Linked DNA regions of Homo sapiens: region 2 is linked to region 1. Evidence: chromatin contacts called from ENCODE Hi-C or POLR2A ChIA-PET data. All regions are on one chromosome and are shown on one strand. Each heading gives the region's core, a stretch centred on a gene start or an enhancer-like site at or near the end of the contact. The rest is flanking DNA. Distances are from core to core; before and after follow the strand shown. Region 1 holds the start of UNC13D (unc-13 homolog D). Region 2 holds the start of FOXJ1 (forkhead box J1).

Evidence for each region. A loop is a pair of places that touch in the nucleus more often than their neighbours do. ChIA-PET counts read pairs that join two places held with the same protein, here RNA polymerase II (POLR2A). Pooled maps may share reads with other maps.
Region 2: a pooled map shows a loop between it and region 1 (4-fold over the local background). The contact joins the promoter of FOXJ1 here to the promoter of UNC13D in region 1. A Hi-C loop is called at or near these places in 1 of 168 maps with a recorded cell type or tissue (mesothelial cell of epicardium) and 2 of 50 pooled maps. POLR2A ChIA-PET finds 5 or more read pairs at or near these places in 8 of 52 experiments (B cell, Caco-2, H1 and 5 more).

The regions. Positions count from the first base shown.
Region 1 is chr17:75,843,154-75,846,930 of GRCh38, forward strand. It overlaps UNC13D (unc-13 homolog D), which reads right to left and starts at 1,251. Exons shown (of 32, transcript NM_199242.3): 1 at 1,068-1,251; 2 at 331-366; 3 at 6-113. The coding sequence starts at 1,184. It overlaps WBP2 (WW domain binding protein 2), which reads right to left. Exons shown (of 8, transcript NM_012478.4): 7 at 3,755-3,777; 8 at 2,546-3,634. The coding sequence ends at 3,581. RefSeq lists silencers at 521-580, 1,431-1,490, 1,501-1,660 and enhancers at 768-1,472, 1,891-1,970, 2,101-2,190.
Region 2 is chr17:76,139,112-76,142,888 of GRCh38, forward strand. It overlaps FOXJ1 (forkhead box J1), which reads right to left and starts at 2,134. Exons shown (of 3, transcript NM_001454.4): 1 at 2,003-2,134; 2 at 787-1,453. The coding sequence starts at 1,284. It overlaps RNF157 (ring finger protein 157), which reads right to left. Exons shown (of 19, transcript NM_052916.3): 19 at 3,363-3,777. RNF157-AS1 (RNF157 antisense RNA 1) reads left to right here and starts at 1,445. Exons shown (of 8, transcript NR_040017.1): 1 at 1,445-1,569. RefSeq lists an enhancer at 1-560 and silencers at 972-1,161, 1,222-1,291, 1,970-2,129.

The DNA of each region.
Region 1 (3,777 bases), core at 1-2,500:
CTCACCTCCTGCAGGTATCGCAGCAGCTCAGAGGCCTCCGTCACATGGTTGGGCTCAGGATGACCCAGGCGGTGCAAGACAGTGTAGAGTGCGTCCTCGTAGAGCAGGGCCCGCTAAGACACACGGGGTCACCTTGGGGACCCCACCAGCCACCCCTGGCACCAACACCTCTCGCCATGGGCAGGACAAGGGCGGCTTGTGCAGCGGAGGGAGTTGAGACCCAGGAGTCCCCTCCCCACCGCAAGTTGCTTGCTGCCATCAGCGTCGGCCGGCAGGAGGACACACAGCCGCCCTCCCCACCTCTCTGCACCCCAGCACTCTGACTCTTACCTGCTCGGGGGAGAAGTGGTGGGATGGAGGCTGGATCTGCAGAGCAAGGTGGAAAGGCAGTGTCCCGGGAGGCCCAGAGCAGGCTCAGATGGACAGGAATGGCTCCTCTGAGGCCTGATCCAGGCCAAGGGTATGGGGGCCCCAGCACCCCGGCCTCCAGCCCCAGTGATGCCCCGCACCTGTTCCCCCAGCAGGCCTCCTGGAGGTCCGTCCCTGGGCCCGCCGTGGCTGAGGTCCATGGGTGCCCAGCAGCGCGAGCCCTCCGCACCCGCACCCCACCTCCCTCCCTTCCCCAGAGGAAACAGCTCTGCTTATCAGTGGCGGCTGCTCCTCACCCAGCAGCGGAAGTGAGGCTCGGCAGCGGAGGTGAGGGGGGTGCCACGTCGGCCTGGGGGTCTGCTGCTCCCCGAACAGCTCACCCCACAGCAGGGACACCCCCACCTAATGGAGTCGGCTCTTCTGAAGCTGGAGGAGTAGGGGATGGGGTCAGGCCAACCGGGAGGGAGGGGTTCTGAGAGCCTCAGACCACAGGGCCTGAGGCCCACAGTGGCCCAGAGTCCATCTGGCAGCCCCTGCTCTGCTGGCCCAGGGGGCTCTCCCCAGGGTGGAGTAGGCAGGGGAGGGTCGCTGGTCCCCAGTCCCAGCCTTCGAGAGGTGGGGCCAGACAGCAGGGCACCCGTACCCGAGACCACAGTGCTCCCCAAGGCCAGCTCTCTCCCCAGTGAGGTCACTCCTACCTCCGGGGCCATTTGGGGCGGGGGATCCTGTAGATCTCTGACTCTGCGGCGCCTTATCTTGATGGCCTGGCGCAAGAAGGGAGGGCGCTGCTGCGGATGGGAGAGGAGTGTCGCCATGGTGGCCTTCTCTGCCCTTCCCTGTCCGCTGGTGCTGGGTGAAGACAGCGAAGCCACAGGATTATGCAAAGAGCCTGGGGCTGCCACCCTCTGTCAGGGGAAGTTTTAGGGAGGGTGGCTGGGAGGGACGGAAGGGTGAGGGTTTCACCGCTTCGGAGAGGCAGTCTCCCAGGCCCCCTGCACCTTCCCCAGCTGGGATCCCTACAGGACCCTCCTCTGGCTGGAGCAGAAGGTGGACCCCGTGGGCAGGCCTGGCCCCGCCCCACCCTCCTACAGAGGCCCTGGGAAGGGGACAACGCTCTCAGCAGGGGGCGGGGGGGCCCAGAACAGGCGGGCAGCATCCTGCCCCATCCATGTGCTGTGCCCAGGCTGGGCTGAACCCTGAGAGAAGCTGACCTGGGCCCGGGGGGGTTCTCACCCCACTTCCTCGAGTGCGTCCAGACGTGGGGCGGGGCGGGGTGGGGTGGGGTGTGGTGGCGCCCAGGGTGGGGGCTCCCAAGAGGCGTCTCCCTGGAGGACAGCCAGTTGCTCAGCCTGCCTGGCCCCACAGGTGACATTCCTTGGAGATGACGGGGCCAAGCTGTGCTGGGCAGGGACAGCCCTGTGCCCCTGCCCCCACCTTGGCAGTCAGGACAGTGCTCCCTTCAGACACCCTTGAAGGGGGCTTAGCCAAGTCCCAGAGAGCTCTGGGCCAGGCTGGCCAGGAGGAGGAGGCAGAGGGGCTGCTGCCCGATCTCTCCTGAGGACAGACTTGGCTCCCGGGGGACAGGAAAATGCGCCTCAGCATGGGGCTTTCCTAGAGCTCTGTGGCCTGCCCACCCTGTGCCCAGTGCTGGGCTGGGGGACTTGCGGGCGTGTGGGCCTGGTCACGGCCTTTGGCCATTTCCCACCCTCCTGTCCCTTCAAGTTCACAGCAGGGCACGTGACGTGGGTGGTGGCAAGCCGGCTTGGCTACCTCAGTGTCCCTGTCACAGGTCCTGACGTGCTCCAGGGCTGACTCGGCCTCCTCCCTCCAGCAACCAGGACTTAGGCCAGGGCTGCCATTCCTCGAGGAGCCAGCAGGGGACAAGGTGGCAGCCCCAACTCCTCCCTTCAAGGCCAACTCTGGGCCACATCCACCTCTGTCCCAGCCAGGCCCTGGGGACTCAGTGGGGGAGGGACACAGCTGCTGAGCGACAACCGTTAAGAACCAGCTCCAGAGGCCAGAGCTGTCTTGGGGACCAGACAGGCTGGCTGGGCCGTGAGAATGGGGATCCTCCCATGGGAGGGAACCGTCCCAGAAGTCTCCAGGGCCCTCAGCGGCCAGACGGCTCTCCTTCCGGAAGAGACCCCCGGGTCACCACACGCAGAGCCAGAAAGGGTCCAGTTATTTCATTTTTACTATTTCACATTTTCAGCAAACAAATCGAGGTGCAAACAGGGTTTATTTCACATTAATATATTAACTGGATTTTTTGTCAAATAAATAGGGAATTCTCTTTAAATAACCATCTCCTCACTTCATGGCCAGTCCAGGGACAAACAAGAGTGAATGTTAGCGCATCCAGGGGCACAAAGCTTAAGGGGAAGAAGCAGGCTGGGGGGCTGGTGGCAGGTCCCGGCCAGCACACAGGGTCAGGGGCCCTTGTTCCCGGCCCCACCCAGCAGCCACCAAGTGGACAGACATGCATTCTCTGGTTCCAGTCAGGAAGCTCCTTCTAGAAGGAAGTGAGAGGTGAGGGAAAGCAAATTCCAGAAACACCAGCAAAAGGCAGAAGGGCTTCCTCCCAGCCTCGGCGGCCCTGCCCCGACGCCACCCAAGCCCTGGAAGCTCATTTTACAGCTTCAAAAGTCACACAGGGTGGCAACAACATGACCCAGGACAGGGAAGGGAAGGAAGGGTGGCGGGGGCTGCAGCTGGACCCTGGCTGAGTGGAATGCGGGCGCGGTGGCCTTCTGAGACCAGCACAGACCAGCAGAGGGAATGTGAGCAGGGTCTGGCAGGGCCCGGGAAGACACCTGGCTGGTCTGAAGTGGCTCATGAGGCTGAGTGTAGCAGTGGGTGCCAGACTGAGGGAGCTGGACTGCGGTGGAGGAGGTGGCCAGAGAGTCCCTTCGAGGGGAGAAGCTGAGAGTGAAACAGGAACAGGGGATGCTCCGTGCTCCCAGAAGAGCCCCAGACGGTGAGGGAGGTACGCTGGGCAGCACTGTGGGCTCCGGGCTGGCATGGGAAGCTGGGCGGCACCTCTCCCGAGGCCGGGGGCCCTAATGTCCCACAATGCTAGTTCCTGGTAATTGTTTATGATCAGACCTGGAGGGAGAACAAGGCGCCCCCTCCCCTCCCCAAGCCCCAGCACAGCCCCGATGGGAGGGGTAGGGTAGAGAGATGAGGGTGGGAGGCAGGGAGGCAGGAGGGCCTACTGGGTCTTCTTATCTTCCGGTGGGTAGTAGGGAGGTGGCGGCGGCTGGCTCTAAAGAAGGGAGAAAGGAGAGACTTGCATTAGAAGGTTTAAAACATGGTGCGGTCATCCCCCTGCGGCTCCCAGCATCTGCGGCTGTGGGGCTGCACCGGCACTGCCAAGCCCTCTCACCGTGGGCATGTAGACGTTGTGAG
Region 2 (3,777 bases), core at 884-3,383, 300 kb after region 1:
GGCAGCAAGGCTGGGATGTTTACATGGTGGCCTGGGCCCCTTGGCTGCTCAGTGCCTGGTTCCAGAGACGTGGAACACGAAGTGAGTGTGGTAGGCAGAGCCCCAGTGGAAGGCACCTGGCTCAGGTAATTGTCCCCCCAGGGAGGTTGGCTGACAGCGGGGGTTGGAGGCAGGAAACTGAGCAGAGGTTGAGGTGGGGGGCTGGGACAGCAGCTTTAGGAAGGCCCCTTACCCCCTCCACCCTCCATTGGGACACACCTGGCCCTCACATGCTAAGGCACCCCTTCCATTCCACCCTCCCCAAGCCAACTGCAAAAGGGCAGGACGTAGAGCCTGGCAGGGAGGCCACGTTCCAGTTTCCGTTTCTGACTCCCGGCCCCGACAAACCATCCCGGGGCAGGGCAGTGTCTAGGAATTCTAGGACTTGGGACAAGAATGCGCCTTCAGTTCATCGCTCTCCCCAAGGAGATTCTGTCCACGCAGAGTCTAGCCCTGGTCTTTGGCCTGGGCCTGCTGGATGAATGGCAGGTTATTTCCCCTTGAATCTCAGCCTCTGCACCCCTAAAGCCCTCCACCTCTGGACATTCTCCCTTCTCTCTCTCTCTCTCTCTGGAAGTCAAAGGAGGGGCAGTTGCAAGAACTGGGCTCCTTTGCAGGGCTCCCTTCTGGGGCGCTGGCCGCACCGCAGAGCCTACTTGGCCTGCAGATTTGGGATATGAATCCAGTGCAGCGTGGGGAGCGAGGAGGGAATGGGGAGGGAGCGGCCGCCGCCCGTGCCTCCTCTACCTGCCAGGTGGGATCTGCGTGGCGGAAGTAGCAGAAGTTGTCCGTGATCCACTTGTAGATGGCCGACAGGGTGATCTTGGTGGCCTTGCTGGCCTGCATGGCCATGCAGATGAGCGTGGCATACGAGTAGGGAGGCTTCACGTGCGGATTGGTGGCGTAGTCCACGTCGTCGGGGGGTGGGGCCTGCAGCCCCGGGGGCGCGCTCCGCGACGTGCACGACGACGTGGGCTTGCCCGGCGTGTGTGGCTGCCCCAGGCAGGCGGGGTCGGCCGCCAGGGGGGACCCGGGCGCCGCTGAACCTGGCACCTGGTGGTAGCCGTGGGGGTCGGTGCCCCCCGGGGGCAGGGCGGGGGCCTTGGCGTTGAGAATGGAGAATTCCTGCAGCCACTGCAGGCTGGTCAGGCTGTCATCCAGGGCGTCGGGCTCCTCCAGGCCGCCCTCCGGCCCGGCCTCCTCCGCCGGCCCGGCTCCCGAGAGGCGCAGCCAGCTCTCCGCCATGTCTGCGGGGACTCTCCGAGGGGGCGGTCAGCATCCACGGGCTGAGCCGGGGGTGGCCCGCCGCGCTCTCTGGCCCGCTGAGTCCCGCAGCTCCCGTTACACGGCCTCCCGGACGCGCGCTTCCATCTCGCGACCCCGGGGGCGCCTCCTCCGAATAAGTATGTGGTGCCTGCGAGGACCACGGTGGGAGCTGAGCACTACCCCACCCCCGAGGGGACAGTGTGTGTACGGGGACGCCCTCTCTAACATCATCCCCGCAGCTGGGGAGGATCTTTTAGTGCCGAGGTATGGGAAACAGAAGCAAGGCCCTGGGGTCCCACCCCCATCAGATCTGCCTCCCTCTTCCTTTCCTCTTCGAGGTTTTATTAGCCAAATGAAGAGGGTAGGGGCATCCGAGGCTATCCTTTTCTCCCGAAGAGCAGGAAATCAGGACCCCCTTCCTCCTCGCAACAAATGGAAGTGGGGCGAGAAGTTTGGGAGGGCGGTACGACGGGGCGGGGGCGGTGGAGGTCCTCTGATCCTTGAAAAGGAATATTATGATAGGGGATCATTGGGAAGGAAGGGGACGGAACAGTAACGGGGGGCAGGAGGCGAGTTTCCCCCAGACTTCTCCGATGTCAGTCCCTGGGCCCACCACTTCCGTTAAGGACGAATGAGAGAGCGGGTTGGTACCGTTGCCCACCCTTCCCCCTGGCCTGCAGCCCTCCCCATCCCTTACCTGGCTCAGAGCGCAGCCCGGGCCAGAGGAAGGTTCTGGAAGAAGTTGCTCCCACCCCCTGCGGCTCTCTGCCCCCAGCTCGGGGGCCCTGCCAGCGCCTCTTGCCGCCCCCCCGCCCGACGGCGCTTCTCTGAGCTACCGCGGCCCCGGGACCGGCATTAAGTAGCCGCTCCAAAGGCTTCTCCTGCTGCCATGGCGACGCTCCGCCCCCATAAACAGCTTCCGCCTCTGCCATTGGCCAGCACGTCTCCAAGGAGACCGCGGGCACTTGCCACTCTCCCTGGCGGCAACTCTCTTCGAACTCCCTCCTTCTGCCGCCCTCTCCCGCGCCACCCAACCCCCTACCCGCCGCTAAGTCCCGGCTCGGCTCATTCCCGCCCGAGGGCCCCGCGCTGGGGTCGGAGAAGCGCGCGGCCTGCGGCACCGGGAACCGCTATGGATCCGTTCGTTCTGGGGAACCAAGACTCTCGCCCCCACCCCCTTCCTGTCCCGTACGCTTTGAGGCGTCGACTGCTCCTGGGACGGAGCCTGGGGTTGGGGGGCTAAGGCTGGGAGCGGGCTCAGGCTCGGGAACCGTATCCTTGAGGTTTTCTTTCCTCTCCGCTACGAGTGGCACTTTCTCATGTTTCTGCAGCCTTTCCCTCTCCCCCGACTCTTAGGGTCTTTCTCTGGTGTCCCAGGCAGGTCTGACTTTCCGATGCCACCTGCCGCTTACATCCACAGAGGCGGCAGACACACCAAGGGGGTAGGGTAATCCAGTGTGTCCCAGTAAGCAGCTCCTTCCCCACCCGTATCCTCGAGGTTCCAGGAAGCTGACATTCCAGAGGCTTCTGCAGAAGCGCACTCACTCCTCTGGAGACAGCTGATGAAGCAGAGCCCGTGGGTAAAACTCTGAAGTCATGGACTTGTCAAATTCTCCTAGCGGGGTCATTTGCCCAATTAATTTCACCAACCTTTAAGTCACAGGGATTAAGAGTAGAGGGACTCTGGGGACTGTGTCCCTTCCTCCTCCCTTCCCCTGGCCTCCCTCCTGTCACCAGCTTTCCTGCTCTTTAATTATTGAGGAGCTGCAGGGTTGGACGTTCTCCGGTTTAAGGCGGCTGCAGAGGCAGTGGTGGGGGCTGGGTTGATTACCCCGCCTCTGCCCAGGAGCTGGAGAGCCGGGGTCGGGGAGGCTGGTGCCCAGACCATGAAGAAGGCCCGGCTATGGCGCATCACTCCCCCGCCAACATGCCTTTCCCTAGCCCTTGCCTCTCCCACTCCTCCAACTCCAGATCCTCTTGAGTAAAAGTATTAAAGAGTGCTGGCGAAAGTCAGACAGAAACTTTCACAGATAAGCTCACTTTGCAGTTAGCTCTCCTTCCCTTGTAAACAGTTTTATTCATTTTTAAGAATCATGCAGCAATCCATAAATATTGCATTCTTGATGTCCCCACTGTAGTGTGACCACAAGTGTACTCCAGGGAGAGGGGTACACAGATGGCACAAGCAGTATACACATGCACACACCAGGTGTGCAGACCAAAGCAAAGTGAGCGACCAGCGTGCTAAACTCCAGGTGGGCAGGACCCCAACTCCCAGGTGAGGTGGGCAGGACCCTAACTCCCAGGCCAGCCGGCTTAGAGTGTGGTGGTCTGTGCCCAGGAGATGCCTCAGCGGGGGTAGAAACTCTGGTGGGATGGAGCTGGGCAGAAGGAAAAAAGGGCTCTGTGAGGAAGCCGGGATCACACCACCTGAAGGCAATAGGGAGAGCACAGGCCTAGTGCAGCAGGAAG